Regions from separate parts of the Homo sapiens genome. Here region 2 is linked to region 1. Evidence: chromatin loops called from intact Hi-C (ENCODE). Cell type or tissue: CD4-positive, alpha-beta T cell. All regions are shown on one strand.

Evidence for each region. Hi-C counts contacts between places; a loop is a spot of excess contacts. Peaks named below come from ENCODE experiments on the same cell type or tissue, not always from the same donor. Only the 100,000 strongest peaks of a DNase experiment are listed, where the experiment ranks them.
Region 2: a loop joins it to region 1, with 6 times the contacts of the local background. A loop is called at or near these places in 7 of 110 quality-filtered maps.

What each region holds. Positions count from the first base shown.
Region 1 is chr6:1,519,344-1,527,343 of GRCh38, reverse strand. The region is part of intron 2 of LOC102723944 (a long non-coding RNA gene); the gene reads left to right. Among named protein-coding and RNA genes, the nearest start is that of FOXCUT, 82 kb to the left of the region's middle. RefSeq lists a silencer at 3,112-3,171 and an enhancer at 3,076-3,245. In CD4-positive, alpha-beta T cell, CTCF peaks have their summits at 2,999 and 3,204 (motif pointing left); DNase peaks (open chromatin) are centred at 43 and 3,153; H3K4me3 peaks cover 745 bases; H3K27ac peaks cover 1,372 bases.
Region 2 is chr6:1,592,086-1,600,085 of GRCh38, reverse strand. No RefSeq gene overlaps it. Among named protein-coding and RNA genes, the nearest start is that of FOXCUT, 9.4 kb to the left of the region's middle. RefSeq lists a silencer at 2,354-2,588 and enhancers at 3,699-3,748, 3,625-4,178, 5,383-5,900. In CD4-positive, alpha-beta T cell, CTCF peaks have their summits at 3,454 and 3,655 (motif pointing left); a DNase peak (open chromatin) is centred at 3,655; H3K27me3 peaks cover 2,644 bases.

The DNA.
Region 1 (8,000 bases):
CCGCAGGGCTTGGCCCCTGTGCTGAGCACAGGCTTCTAGAAGAAGGCTTACGGGAAAGGAAATGCTCGGGTTTCACATGAAGGAGGGTGTGTGTGGAGGGGGCAGGGCGGGAGCAGGAGGGAAAGAATGGTCCCTTTCAACGCAGACAGATGCAGTCTGGCTCAGAGTCAGCCCGGTCTCAAAAAAAACCCAAGTGGTCCAGTAACATTTAAAAATCTGCACACATTCTCAGTTGTATTTTAAATACCGCACAAGGACAGACAATAAATGTGATGGCTTTTCCATCCCCTGCATGTGGAGTGCCTGCCATGTCCTGAAGCTCTCAGCATACTGGCACAGGGAGACACATGTACATGCCCACGGTGGGTGTGTGTAAATGCTACCTACAAACACGAGTGCACACCCACACACACCACTGCAGCACACATACTTCCATTCTCGCCTCAGAAAGCTCCAAGCCTGCAGTTGATCTAAGTTTGGCATGGGCTGAAGGCCACACTTGGAACGGCTGCTTGGACTGTTTCTGAGCAGAGTGACAGGCACAGCTTCTAAGAAAACGAATTCCTTTTTTATCGTGCTGGTAAATGAAGATATCAATCGTTGGTTTAGAAGCTATGCTGCAGGGAAGGACCCAGCCCTGATGCACGCCTTCAGGCTCTAGGACAGAATCATTCTGCTCACGAGCTTCCAGTTTCTAAGTGTTCATTCCATGATGGAGAAAATGACATGGAAAATAGGAGTCACGGGGTTTCCAAGGCTCAGGGAGGGGCTTGCTCCCGGGTGCTCCCATCCTCATGGTCCTTTCCTTGATGTTGTGGCTTATTCAGGTGTTCCTCACTCAGGACAGCCCAGAGCGGCAGATCTGGGCCAGGAAAGGCCCTGGGGTGTCCCACTGGGGAGCCAGCTAGACCTGGGTCAGAGGGAAGCCTCTGTGAATCAGGCACTGTCACGTCAGCCTCTTGAGGACGGCAAATGCCTCATGAAACTGTTGCCTAATGGAAGGCAGTGCGCGTCCTGGGCAGGGGTGGCTCTGCTGCCGGAGGGTAACCTGGAGGGTTGAACTGGGGTGGACGGGAAAGGGGCAAGTAAAGTGTCCCGTGCATCTGCTTTATCCCCTAACCAGCCTGCCAGGAAAAGTGGACAGACAGGTGGGGCTGGGGGCCAGAGAATCGCTGAAGGGCTCACAGGTGGGACTGGCTCAATGGCCGTCCCCAGGCCAGTGGGGTCTGGGTGGGTGCTCACAGCTGCTGGAGAACAGGCCCTGGAATCACACAAGAGCCCAGGAAGCAGTGCGGGGCTGTATATTTATGCACTCCTCATATATTCTCCCGGGACAGCGAGATGTTCTACCGGGAACAAACAGGAGATGCAGAGCCCTGTGCCCTTTGTGCCTTTGGGAAGGTCATGGTGCCCTTGTCCCTGAGCGTGTCCTTTTCTAAGAAGCGTGCTCTGGGCCGGCTCGCTGACTCCTCCTGCTGGGGCCCTGTTCCTCTCTGTTTTGGCTTCGTGTGTACTAAATGGGGCATTTGTGCCAGGCCAGTTCTCAGAAAGCTGGCACTCCAAGGCTTCTCAGGGATCGTCTTGTCCAACCCTCTCATTTTCAATGAGGGACTTCCTGCTCAGAGAAGGCACAGGACTCCCTAAAGCAACCAGGGGCCAGCGAGCTGGGCCAGGGATGCTTGTTATTTCTGCTGCTTCTCACCACCAGTCCCGGAGTCCAGGCTGTCCTGAAGACTGAGGAGCTGGAGGAAGCACTCTATAGCGTGTGAATATTAAACAAAATGTGGGAACACTCATCCTGTGTTGCAACAAGAGTGATATGCTGGAGCAGAATGGGAAGGGGGCACGCTGCCTGCTCTCTGCCCACACACTGGGTTCTCTCCACAACCATTGCCCCCAGCAGTTCAGGCAGGCCCAGGAAGGGGCCTGTGCAAGTCGCTGATGTCCTCTTCTGGGGAGGGAGCTAGAAAGAGCCCTGGTGCCAGAGATCTGGAAGGCAGCAGGGCCCGGGCAGCACCGACAGTCACCCCTCCCTGTCTTCGCCCACGTGTTTCTCTGAAATTGGGGCAGAATGGGAATTAGCTACCTTTGATTTTTTATTGTGTTAAAATACACATAACATAAAATCTACCATCTTAACTTTTTTTTTTTTTTTTTTGAGATGGAGTCTCATTATGTTGCCCAGGCTGGAGTGCTGTGGTGCAATCTCACCTCATTGCAACCTCCGCCTCTTGGGTTCAAGTGATTCTCGTGCCTCAGCTTCCGCAGTAGCCAGGATTACAGGCTTGTGCCACCACACCCAGCTAATTTTTGTATTTTTAGTAGAGACGGGGTTTCACCATGTTGACCAGGCTGGTCCCAAACTCCTGACCTCAAGTGATCCACCCCCAGCCCCAGCCTCCCAGAGTGTTGGGATTACAGGCGTGAGCCACCGCACCCAGCCCTTAAACATTTTTAAGTGTGCAGTTCAGTGTGGCATTAAGTATACTCACAATGGTGCACAGCCGTCACCACCATCCATATTCAGAACATTTCATCTTGCAAAACTGAAACTCTGTCCCCAGGAAACACTAGCTCCCCATTCCCCCTTCCTGCAGCCCGTCACCACCATTCTACCTCCTGTCTCCACGAGTCTGACTACTGCAGTGCAACGGACTGAATGTTCATGCCGCACCCCCTTTTCCACAAAGTCACATGTTGACATCCTGACCCCCAAAGTGATAGTCTTAGGAGGTGGGGCCTTTGGGAGACAATACAAACAGGTGGTGGGGCAGAGTCCTCCTGAATGGGATTGATGGACTTATAAAAGAGACCCGGAGGGATCCTCGGCCCCTCCCACCATGTGAGGGTGCCCTGAAAAGACGGCAAGAACCAGGAAGAGGACCTGCGCCAGGCACCGCATCTGCCGGTGCCTTGATCTCATACTTCTCAGCATCCGGAACAATGAGAACTGAATTTCCGTCATTTATAAGCTACAGTCTATGGTATTTTTCTGTGGCAACGCGGAACAGAACGGCAGGTAGGTGGGTGGTCAGCGGAGTGCCGCGGCAGTTGTGCTCTGGTGATTGGCTGGTTTCACTGAGCGTTCGGCCCTGCAGGTTCATCCAGGCCGTGGCACGTGTTTCCATGACTCCGCCCCCTCGGCCCGCGGTTGCGGCCACCCGGGAGCACGCGGCTTGCCGGGAGCGGGCGCTTGGCACGGGCGCCCTCTAGCGTTGCTGGAATTGGGGCCGTCGCGGCCCAGGCTGGGCTTCCGGAGCTCGGGCCCCGCACTCTGTGGCTCGGGGGCTGGTCCGCACCAGACCCCTCGCCGCGCTCCCGCTTTCCCTGCATTCACACAGGAGGGAGACGCGGACTCGGGGCGTGTGCAGGGAGAGGGCGACTGAGCGTGGGGATTTTCACACGCTTCTGCGAGACTTGGAACGTTGGCTGGCTTGAAGCAGCTTTTCTGGTTTTTTTTTTTTTTCTTTTTTCCTAAGTTAACATTAAGTATTTTAGAGAAAATGGGTTTATGCAGCTGACAGAATGCCCGACCTTGATGATGTTTGTCTGCTGGACTTTCCTGTGTGCTCCACGGACCACCAGGACATCACTTCGGGGCAGCCCGAGAGTGGCTGACGCAGAGTGGCCTGTGTGCGAAAGAGTGGCTCACGTTCATTCCCGGTGAGCGCCCAGGACCAGCCATCCAGAACATTCCTTTTCTTGTTCAAACTAGACACCCCTGGAGATGCCCAGGAACAATGGAGTGAAACTTCGTCGGGGAAGTGGGCCTGGGGAGGGAGTGGGGAGACTCCGGACTGTAGTGGCTATTTCCCCACCCACATCCCGCGCTGGCCAGCCGGGGGGTGCAAAGCAGTGCCGACGCTAAGAATGGTGCAGATGCCAGCACCTCTTCCTTCAAGAGGAGTGGAAACCAAGCAAGGCGGTGCACCTCTGCCAGCTGAGCCCTACTCCACTCATGACATTTAAATATATATACACACACACACGCGCGTATATTATTTGTATGGTAAAATATATACCATAAACATCACCCTTTTAACCATTCTTAAGTGTGCAGTGCACTGGCATTAAGTACATTCACATGGCTGTGCAACCATCACCACCACCCGAATCAGGACTTTCTCCTCGTCCCAAACAGAAACTCTGCCCATTAAACCCCAACTCGCCATCTTCCCTTCTCCAGCCCCTGGCAAGCTCTATTCTACTTTCTGTTTCTGTGGATTTGACCACTCCAGGAACCTGGAGTGGACTGATATAGTATCTGTCTTCTTGTATCTGTGCATAACATCCTCAAGGTTCACTCGTGCTGAGATGTGTGACAGGATTCCCTTCCTTTTTTATGAGATGGGGTCTTGCTATGTTGCCCCAGCTGGAGCACAGTGGCTGTTCACAGGCATAATCCCACTACTGATCAGCACGGGGCTTTTGACGGATTTCCTTCCTAAAGCAGAATAACATTCCATGGTGTGCACAGACCAGTGAGGAAGTTTCAACCGAGCGCAAGTCTGTTGGAGAGGTCGTCCAGGCAAATCTGGTCTCCCTTCCTGCTGCTTTCTGGTCTTTGCTTGGCTTTATGTGGAGGGGTTTCTTCTCTTTTCAGGTCTGTAGTCTGGTGAGAAGACTGAGGCTAAGCCCTGTGGCTGGTCAGCAGACGGGGACCATGCTGAGACAAGCCAGGCAGCTCTGGCTTGGGGGTTCAGGGGACTCCAAGGAGGGAGGAAGCACTGTGGGCTGAGAGGGAACCCACAGGCTGGGTGGGCTTCTTGGAGGAGGAGGCGGGGCTTGAGCTGGGAGGAAGAGGGTCAGATGAGTTGAGTAAGGGAGGGGGACACAGGGAGGCACAGTGGAAAGCTGTCCTCACAGGTGTAAGCATTTGTTTCCAGAGGTTTCCACAACGGACAGTTTAAAGGTGACCTCTGCTATCTCCCTGGTCAGTTTTCCTTTTGCACGAAAACAGCAGAAAGCCAATTTTGAGCTCCTGCATCAAAAAAAGCTATGAGCTCTGGAGGTGGAAAGATTTGGATTTTTCTGCTATTATACTCTGCCACCTTAGACATGTTTCTTAATAACCTGAGACATATCTATGGAATGGGCATGCTCATTCCGTATTTTCAGAGATTTTGCCTGATTTTCAGAGACTGAAAATGACGATCCCAGTTTGGACAACGTGCCTGATTTTCAGAGATTTTGAGGGTATTAATGTATGTGAAGTTGCCCAGCACAGTGCCTGGCACATAGAGATTCTCAATAAATAGTAGAAATGGTAGGAGCAGAAGTAGTGGTGATAGTGACAGGAGAGTAATAGAAGATTAATTCATTCATTTAACTCATACTTACTTCAGCCTGCTGTGAGCAGACATCAGGTATCATAAGCGAAACAGGCAAGACACCTGCATTGAGGAGCTGTGTGAAAAGGGAGATGGTGTGAAAGAGCAAAGTGATAAGAGCAACCAAGATTGTAAGGTCGTGATAAATAAGATGAGGCACCGAGAATAATGCCAGGCCTTTTCCTAAGGCGGATAGCTCAGGCAGTCAGGGAAGACCTCTTTGTGCTGCGATGGTCAGGGCTGGGAGGGAGAGCTGGGCAGGAGCTTGGTGCCTCTGAAGAGAAAGGAGCCCTAGGGGTTGCTCAGGGAGCCAGCAGGGAAGTGCTGAGAGGTGGTTTGGAGGTAGCTAGTAACCAGAGAAGGAGACCGATTGCATTCTAAATGCAGTGGAAAGCCAATGATAAGAGGGTAAAGTGGGAGATGACTAGATCTGATTTATGTTTTAAAGGATAAACCTAAAACTCAGCAACAAAACAATTGAAAAATGATCAAGGGGCTTGAATAGATATTTCTCTGAAGAAGACATACAGATAGCCAATGAACATATGAAGAAATGCTCAGCATCACCAGTCATTAGGGAAATGCACGGCAAAACCACAATGAGATCCCATTTCATACCCATCAGGATGGCTATCATAAAAAAAAAAAAAAAAAACAGGCCGGGCGTGGTGGCTCACGCCTGTAATCCCAGCACTTTGGGAGGCCGAGGTGAGCAGATCATGAGGTCAGGAGATCAAGACCATCCTGGCTAACATGGTGAAACCCCGTCTCTACTAAAAATACAAAAAATTAGCCAGGTGTGGTGGCGGGCGCCTGTAGTCCCAGCTACTTGGGAGGCTGAGGCAGGAGAATGGCGTGAACCCGGGAGGCGGAGCTTGCAGTGAGCCGAGATCGCACCACTGCACTCCAGCCTGGGCGACAGAGTGAGATTCCATCTCAAAAAAACAAAAACAAGTGTTGTTGAAGGTGTGGAGTAACTGGGACTCTTGTGCAGTGTTAGTAGGAATGTAACATGGGGTAGCTGTGGCTGGGAAACTGTATGGTGGTTTCTCAAAAAATTAAGCCTAGAACTACCATAAGATCCAGCAATTCCACTTCTCAGGATACTCAAAAGAACTGAAAGCAGGGGCTCGAACAGCTGCTTACCTGCCATGTTTATAGCAGTGTTATTCACGATAGCCAAGAGGTGGAAACAACCCATGTCCATTGACAGATGAATGAGTAAACAAAATGTGGTCTATCCACACAATGGAATATTAGTCTTCAAAAAAAGAGGACATTCTGACACATACTACAACATGCACGCACGTCATGCTCACTGAAATATGCCAGACACCAAAGGACAAATGCTGTGTGATCCCACTCACACGAGGTATCCAGAGTAGTCAAATTCATTGAGAAAGAAAGTAGAGTGGTGGCTGCCAGGGGCTGGAGTGAAGGGAATGGCGAGCTGGTGTTTAATGGGGACAGAGTTTCAGTCTGGGGAGATGAAAAAGTCCTGGAGATGGATGATGGTGACAGTTGGACAACCAAGTGAATGTGCTTAATGCCACTGAACTGTACTCTTAAGAATGGCTAAGACAGTACATTTGATATTGTTTATATCTCACCACATACACACACAGAGATGGGACTGGAAGGCTGCAAGTGTGGAGACAGGGTCCCAGCAGGCAGGCTGTTGCAGGAACTGAGCACAAGATGCTGGCAGCCCCTGCCAGGGCCGTGGCTATGAGTGGGGAGAAGCAGGCGGCCTGCGATATGGCACAGACAGGACTGCCACAGGTTGAATGTGGGAGTAGGGAGGGGAAAGGACCCAAGGAGGAGACCTCAAGTTTTGAAATGGGCAACTGTGTCGTGCCATTTGCTGAAATGATGGCAACTGGGGAAGGGTCTCTTTCAGGGGGAAAAGCAAGTGCTCCTTTTTGTCCATACCATTATTTCAAAACCATTTCATTGAGGTATAATCGACACACAATAAACTACACATATTTAAAATGCATGATTTGATAAATTTCAACGTATGCACATACTAAATTTGAGATGTCTATTACATATCCAAGTGGGTACGACAAGTCGTCAGTTGGATATTTAGAGCTGGAGCTCAGGGGAGAATTTAGAAGGAGTCATGTAATTTTGGAAATGACCAGCATAGGGAGGGTATTTACAGACTCGAGACCAGACAAGAGCATGTTAGAAATAGGAAGAGGAAGAGTTCCCATTTCTTGAATACCAGTGTGTGCTGGGCACATTTACTGTAAGCTACTTGTTGCAACAGCCTGAGGGGAAGGAAGTATCACCTTTGTGATGGAAAATGCTAGTTGTAAGCCAACATCCACTCTAACCCTCATTCATAAAAATAAATTCTACCTGGGATCTGGATACCAACCAGGTACAACCTCTCCCAGTCCTCTCTGCAGTACTTGGGCCAACTTAGCTAAATTCTTCCCATAATGTGGGCCATTTCCATATTGGGGCCCATAAAACAATGGGAGTGCATCATCCTTCCTCACTGCTCCCTCCTTACTGACAACAGTGGCAATGACCACAGCTACCCTGGAAGTCATGGGCCAAAGATGGCAGACATGCTCTCTGCCTGGGGCCCTGAATGACTGCGTGGCCCAGAACCACCTGTCAAACTAGAACATTCATCTAGACTATGATGCGAGAGAG
Region 2 (8,000 bases), 73 kb before region 1:
AGCAATGTCCCTTTAAAAACAAATTTCTCTGATATGCCCAGATCTGGGTTTCCAATATTAGCATAACTTTCAGTTTTATCCACCAGGCAAACAAATGTTGTGTCTACATTTGGGGCAAAAAGAAAATGATGGATGCATAATTTCTTTCTCTTAGGAAGAGTTTCTGGAATTTTGAGGGTTCACTCTGGTGTGTCCCTGGATGGCCTCAATTCATCTTCCCCCAGGTGACCAATTGCTGGCCATTTAATATGCATTATTTTTAAAGTTTGACATTAGGTGGATGTGGAGGGATAGAAGACAGAATGGGGGTGGCATCAGAAAAGAGATCAGAGTCCAGAACTGTGAAGAAAGAGTGTGATGGGCCTTTTACTGCGACGACCTTCTCTGAGGAAGCACGAGGACTGTGGTGCAAATTCCCTCATATTTGGAAGGGCTCATTGATGACCATAGGGAGCAAACTGTGTGACAGGGAGAGACGTCGCAGGGAAGCTCCCCTTCCCCTGTTTGGTGATGCCTCTGAAACCCCCGGGATGGCCATGCACAGAGCGTCCCTTGGCGTCTGCTGGCTGGATTGCGGACCTTCTGGCTGCAGCTTGAGACGCCTTCTGTCCTTTCTGTTTTAAAAGATACAGGACCTCTCTGAAACTTCGGTGCTGATTGCTTTGACGTAATCGTTTCCTTCATTAGAGACCCTGGGCCCTGGGGAGGAGAAGGGACAGAGGGAGGAGGTGGCGTAGAGAAGGCCCCTCTGGTGAAGACAGCAGGGGAAACCCGCACCCACTGGCATCCAGAACTTGGAGGGGGGCAGGGGGCGGTCCCAGGATTTGAGCTTCTCAGCCAGCTCCTCCGTTCTAGGGGCAGCCGCTTCCTTTCCTCAGGTGCAGAGGAGACTGGGCTGGCTGGGCCTCTCCAGGCCTCCGCAGGTGGGTCCCGGGGCGCAGGCACACGGAGCACTTTAGTGCACACGGGCAGGAAACTTCTGGACCTTCCTATCGCAGCCACCCAAGGGCGGATAAAGCAGGTGCGGAGGCCGGCCTGGGGAGCAGAGGCTGCCTGGCCGCTGGCGGGTCTCCGGCGGAGGAGGCACTCAGGTGTGGGGCCAGCGCTGGGGCTCGCTTCTCTGCGGGAGCGTGGGTGTCGAGTGTGCGTGTTCACCCTGAATATTTTCCATCTCTGTGCGGAGCTCTATGTCTGCCCGGTCCAATTTCTGCCCACATTCCGTAAACGCCGTGAAAGGCCATTTTTCTTTCTGAAGCAAATCCAAAATAATACACACGATGAAGTGCAGGCAGGATGCCTGTGGAAAAAAGAACTTCTCCAATTATTTCAATGGAACGAAATAGCTGGGCTCTCCAAGCAAAATCTGACTGAGAAATCTGACCTTCCTCCATTGAAGGCCGAGGAGGTCCGGGGGACACAGCCTGGTCACCAGCAGCCACAGGTTAGACCAGGCAGTGCAAGGCCCCGCCGGCCCATCAGGCCCAGGGGCACGACGGGCTTAGCTGTGCCTCAGTTTATTTTTTCTCAAAGGAATGAATCATATCTATCTCTTATAACTTAGACGTTTGAGCTGTCTTTTAAGAGGGGTTTTAGTGAGATGATTCAATGGAGAACCTTCGGAATGCCTTTGAGAAAAACTGTAAATACAGGAAATTAAAACACGAGGATAAACCGCAAGTGAGAGAGTGTGGTGGGGCTCTGAAGTTATGGTTCTGTCGCGAGAGTCGAAGGGTCCCCATGCTGCCGGGAGCCGTGTGTTCGCGTCTCACTCTGCTAAGGAAAGAAGCCGCAGACAGAGGCGGGCAGCATGGCTGGGAGAGGCTCAGATGCCTGCAGGGCCAAGGAAGTCTTCCCCTCAGAGCACCTGCCTGTGCCTCTCCCCCATCATAGTTTGTGTATAAGCCGTCTCAATGAGCTTCAGAAAAAATTGCATCATAGTTTGAAACAAAGGGAGCTATGAAGTCTAGGAAAAGTCATCCTTTATATGTCGCAACAGATATTTAGATTTGTAAATATGCATAAATGACTAACATGCATATCATACTAGTTTACTCCAGTGTGAGTTCGATGTTAAACACAAGTGAGGCTTTCAACAGTGAAATATTTTAAGCCAACTAGATGTCCACTACTAAAAACATCAACTTAATGGGATCACACCAAAAAAGAAGAATGAGGACTTTGCAAAGCCTGGAATGGCGAGCTGCAGATGGATTCATTTGGATGGAGAATGTTAAAGAAAATGCAAAATAAAAATGATGGCCGAGGTCAGGGGGTGATGCTTGTATGATTGTGTAGGTTTTAAAATTACACAGTGGGAAAACAGAATTTGGAAAAACACTGTTTGCCATTTGAGAGCTCAGAACACATCCAGAGAAGCCTCTGAGAAATCCCCACCAATAAGCATGGGACCAGCGGTGGGACAGGCAGAGAGCCTCACAGAAGGCGTGGGAAGAGAAGGAAGCTGAGCTGGTGGGGGAAGGAGACGTGTAAATGGCCCGAAGTAATTTGGTGAGAGGAAGAGATAAACAAGGGGCCTAAAGCCCTGGGAAGCCAGAGAAGGAAAGCCTCCGTGACTCCCAACACCATGGCTTCAAGTGTCACACAAAGCCCCTTATCTCCCTCTGGTCTGATGTTATCGCACCTTTAAATGGTAAATCATTTATATAACATTTGCTGATTCACAAAATGAAGGCACTGAGAATTAACATGAGGATGGGGGGGATAGTTAGGGGCACAGTCTTCGGGAGTGTGGATTTCCCTTGTCACCTGGCATAATCTTATCTCTGGGGCTTATCGTGGGGAGGTGCAGAGGCAGGGAAGGGGCCAGAACTGGAGCTGGGGGGAGGGGGCTGGTAAGGAGGGTTGAGGGCTGTTCTTTTGTTTTTTCTGGGCTGGTTGTGTGTGTGTGTGTGTCCCTGTGAGCCTCCAGGGCAAATGACTCTGGCTTTCCCAGGGGGAGAATTTTCATGAAGCCTTGTCTCTTGGCAAGTTGACTATTGGAACTTCACTCTGCACATTGTAACAGGGGGAGGAGGAGCCTGGGATCTTAGGTGATGTCTTAAACAGAAGAGAGGCTCTGAGAATAGGAAAGAGTGAGAGGAACCAAGAAGTTCCCCATGTTCAACTCCAGCCAAGATGAGCTTTCTTGTCCATCAGCGTCTACAGAAAAGAAATTGCTTTTAAAAATCCGTTATTTACTAGCCTGTTTCAGACATGCTGGATGCGATCAGTGGCATTTTATTTGGGGCTACAAATTAAAGAGAGCTTCCATCTTTTGTACTTATTTGTTGCAAACTTAGTTGCTATGGGTTTAATGCATGGTGTTCTCTTATGATTCCAAATAAGCTAGAATTGGACCTTGTTTTTTGTGTTTGTTTGTTTGGATTATTTACCAATTTAACAGTGGGGCATTGTATACCAACTTCAGTGACTCTAAAGTTAGTAAGTTCTGATAACCCACTGCCAATGGGCCTTGGTTTTCAAGACTGGAACCGGTGGCTTTAGTTATTTCTCAACTTCATAAGAAAGTATTGGCAAATTATTTCCCACCCGCGCCCCCTCCCCTCCTTTTGTTTTCGGTTTCCCCAGCAGGAATCCAGTCTGAGTTGAGGCGCCGGTGGGCAGGGACCGTGATGGAGCTCTGATGCCATCTAGTGGCAACCCGGAGAAGCGCACTTAGATGCCTCGCCTCGGCTGGAGTGAAAGCCCAGGCGGTTTCGCACCAGCAAGGTGGTGAGATGTGTTTGCCAGGTGAAGTCCTTGAGCCTTAGGACAAAGCATTTGCAAGCCAAGGACCTTCCTACCACATTTGGAGTGGAAATACACCGCAAGGGCTTTACGGCTGGGTCCGTAGCGTGACTCCAGCTCATGAGGGAGAGAGAGCAGCTGAACGTCACTGTGGGAAACCGGGGTGTGCTTCGGTGGGCCTGTTCCCCTACCGCGGGCCAAAAAGCCCTCGATGAACTTCGTTTTCCTTGCTTTCTGCTCGGTTCTCTCCAGCTTCAAATCCAAATGTACCCAGAGGCAACGGAGGCCCAGAAAAGCTGAAGATGTGTGTGCAGCACACGGCTCTGCTGAAAGGGCTGAGGGCTGTGCTTGGCCAGCGTGGCTCACATTATCTCCAAAATTAATATTGACCCCGTTGTTACCCCTCCTCAAAGAAGACCCCCTAAACCAAGCTGTTCTTTTGGTGCTCCACGGTAAACTTGGGTAGTGGAGGCGGGGAGAGAAGAGGGTGGGAAGGCGGAGGAGGGCCAGGGGAGGTGCAAGCCCCCCGTGGTTTGCAAAGTGCAGGCTGGCACCCGCGGAGGGAGGTGGGAAGGAGAGCCCCGAGGAGCAATCTCAGGCCCAGTGATTTCAGGGAAGAGTGTGTGCAGAAGTTAGGGAGCTAGGAGCTGAGTTTCCTAAAGCGATCCACACCTAGGCAGCTGCTGGAGAGTCTGTGTGAGGCACGTGGCCCCCAGGGTCCAGATGCTCACTGAGAGAAGAAGGGGCCATGACCACCTCACCCTACTCAGTGCTGCGCTTCTGAACTGGAAGTAGACCCGGGGTGCCCGGACCCGCTGTAGGGGAGGCAGACGCCCGCTGGGGTCCAGGAACAGCCGCCCACCCTGGCCTGGTGTGCCCCGGCCGGCACGGCCCCGCGGCCATCCTGAGGAGCAGCCCTGGGCTGATGGGGCCCCTGGGGATCCCCAGTCTGCTGGCAGACACTTTCCGACCATCCTGGCTGCCTTAGATGTGGGTGCGTCACCTAAAAATACAGCCTGTGGAGAGACCTCAATTGTGGTTCCCACGAGGGGGCATGATGGGTGAAATTAACTGATAAAACAAAATGTTTGTAACTGCCTCCGACGATTCCCGGGAATTACAGAAAGCTCACCTTCGTCTCTCTTAGTCATTGGTTTATTCAACACAGTATCCTCAATAAAGCAGCTAGGACTGCGCGCTATTGTGTCGCAGGCCCCCACCCCCCCGTGACAAGCTCAGCCCCTCCCTTTCCTCCTCTGCTTTGTTGTCACACGAGACACAGGTGGGGGGGACCGTGGCCTGCCTGCGCACGGCTGGAGAGCGGGAGGGCTTGCAGGGGGCGGTGAGGTTGAAGGACATTTCAGCATGGACGGCTGATGGAACGCCTAGAGAGCAGGCTGGGCTTTTGGTGCAGGGTGTTTAGGCTGTACATTTTGAATGCTAATTTCTAAGTCCTGGGCCTGCCTCAGTTGTCGCCATCGGTTATGGTGAGGGCGCTGCAGCCCACGCTGTTCCTCGCCACCACGGCTGGTGGCCAGCCACCTGTCTCACCCAGCGCCCTGCCAGGCTGGGGGCTCCTCCAGAGACCAGCTTCCATGGCGAGGTGCCTGCCCCTCCCTCCTCCCTTGGCCCGTGGCCCCCGAGGGCCCAAGTCAGCATGAAACGCCTGAATCCCGGTGGGAAAAAGGGCCTGCGAGGTGGGTCCCGGCTGGGCAGGGCCGAGACACCCTGGGTGCTGGGAGGGGCGTGGTGGGGCTGCCCGAGGCAAGAGCCGCGCAGGGATGTGGGATCCCCCGCAGTCGCTCCCTGCCCAGGTATTGCCTGACTGCAGTTACATAAAAAGCCTTTATGGGCTGGGGGGAGTGTGTAATTTGTTCTGGAAGAACATAAAGTTCATTGTTTTCCCTCAGCTGTGGTCACTCTGCTCCATCTGTGCTATAAGCGCTCACAACCTCGTCTCTTCCGCAGGCAGTTTTTTCCACGGGCTTCCATGAGGCAGGTTTTAGACGACAGAATTCTAGCCCTTTAGGAATGAAAGAGAAATCAGGGCTTTCTCTCCGTGCCACGGTGGTGAGGCGAGTATTCTATCGAAGCCCACGCTTGGCACGTTTGCTTGTCTCCCGGGCCATTGGAACCGTGTGATCCATAAGGCGCCTGAGCGCGCGTTTGGTCAGAGGGGCTCGGTCACTCGCCAGGGGAAACCCTGGGTGCGGGAGCTTCCTCTGCATTTGGGCTGCACCTTGATAGACTCAGAACCTACAGGGAAAGATGACGGCTAACTCCGCCGACCTCTCAACCGGGAGAGCCCCAGAGAGGAAGCAGATTTGTCTCCTGGACTATCGAAGTGTCCCGGTGGCAAGCTAAGCGGAAAGCTAGTAAGTGGGTGAGTCTGCCCTTGCCAGGAATTCCTCAGCCGTTTTCTGTGCCTTCGTCTGACTTTTTCTTTTTTTAGGATGGTAAAATGAAAACAGCTTATCACACACACGCACACACACGCGCACACACACGCACCTGAATTCCCCACGGAAGCTACAGGAACGTCACCGCCCTCGGCTGCCAAGCAGATTCCAGTGAGGGCAGAAAGAACACCAGTCAAGCAAGGGAGCACTTCCTTGTCCTACAACCTCATCCCAGAGTCTATTTTTGTTAAAACTCCAGAAGAAGGAAGGAAACCCTCCAGCACCCTCACATGTGTTTCTTTCCCACAGGAGAGTCTTGTCTTTTCTTTTTCCCGACCCCCCTGTCCCTTGGAGAAAGAGACCTGGGTCCTTTGCCAGTGGGTGGTGCTGCTGGGGAGAGCGAGGGGGCCCGAAGCTCCTACCTGTGACTTTCTTCCTGGGACGCAGGCTCAGAGTCTCTGTCCCTCCGAGGCCAGCTCTTCCGGACAAAGGTGGCAGGGTCTGGGGTCCCTTTGGTTGGGCAAAGAGATATGCAGAAACCCGACAGATTAGCACAGGTTCCCAAAAGCATTGGATGCGTTCATGGGGTGGGGGTAGCCTCGGCAGGGCTTCCAGAAAATTCGCTAAAGGAGGAAAAGTTCTTCCTTAGCCTCATGAAGCCTGACTTTGTGTCTGATTTTCTCACCCCCGTTGTGTGTTTGTAGAAGAAAAATCCCTGGGAATTGCCTCACTCCTCACAAACACTCCGCACAGCCTTCAACATCACCCAAGGATCTTTTCCTTAGTTCAAAGGAAAAATGTGCTCTTTCAGTCCATGAATGTACCCCTTTCTAGCCGCAGAATCATCACATCACGCACTGTGCATGCCGCACCTGGGGGCGGGGGATGATCAGAAAGCGCTTTCCTTGTAGTGTCTTTTCCACTGAATATACCTCAAAATCAGACTTACCTGGCTGCAACCTTCTGCTCATGGGCTGAGTCTAGGGGCATGCATATGCTTTTTTCAGTTGTCATGTTATTTAAGTTTTGTTTAAATCGATTAGAATGAGCCCCTGCTTTTTGTGGTCTTTCATGTTATTGATATTTTTGAAGAGTCCAGATCAGCTGTCTAGTAGAATGTGCCACCATCTGGATTTGTTAAATTATTTCCTCACAATTATATTAGGGTTAAACATTTAAAAATTATTTTAAATTCCGGGGTACACATGCATGTTTGTTACATGGGTCTGTTGTGTCATGGTGGGAACTGGGCTTCCAATGTACCCAACACCCAAATATTGAACATGGTACCCAATAGGTATTTTTGCCCCTCCCCCTCCTCTCATCCTCTCCGCTTTTGGAGTCTCCCATGTCTATTATTTCCATCTTTATGTCCACGTGTGCCCATTGTTTAGCTCCCATTCATAAGTGAGAACATAAGATATTTGATTTTCTGCTTCTTAGGGTAATGGCCCCCAGCTCCATCCATGTTGCTGCAGAGGACATGATTTCATTCTTTTCTATGGCTGCATGGGAAGAAGCTTGTATTTTATTAAAGATTAAGCAAGATCCATGTTGCTGAGGATGTTTTGTCTGTGTGTGTGTGTGTGTGTGTGTGTGTGTGTGTGTGTGTGTGTGTGTGTGGAGAGGGGTAGGTAGAGTATACCGGAAGGAAGTAGGACTGTAGATGTTGAGCTTTTTGTCCTCCAGAATTGAATGTGGGCCACGCTGGTGTTTGTGGAGTTCCATGATGGCTGAGCTGTGATGACTGATGTTGCCAGGAGCTTTGTCTGTGTGGACTCGACCCTCTGCCATGTTGCCCAGTTCTCCTTGAAGTCAGTGGAAGCTGCATGGCCTGGCCTGGCGCAGCTGCAG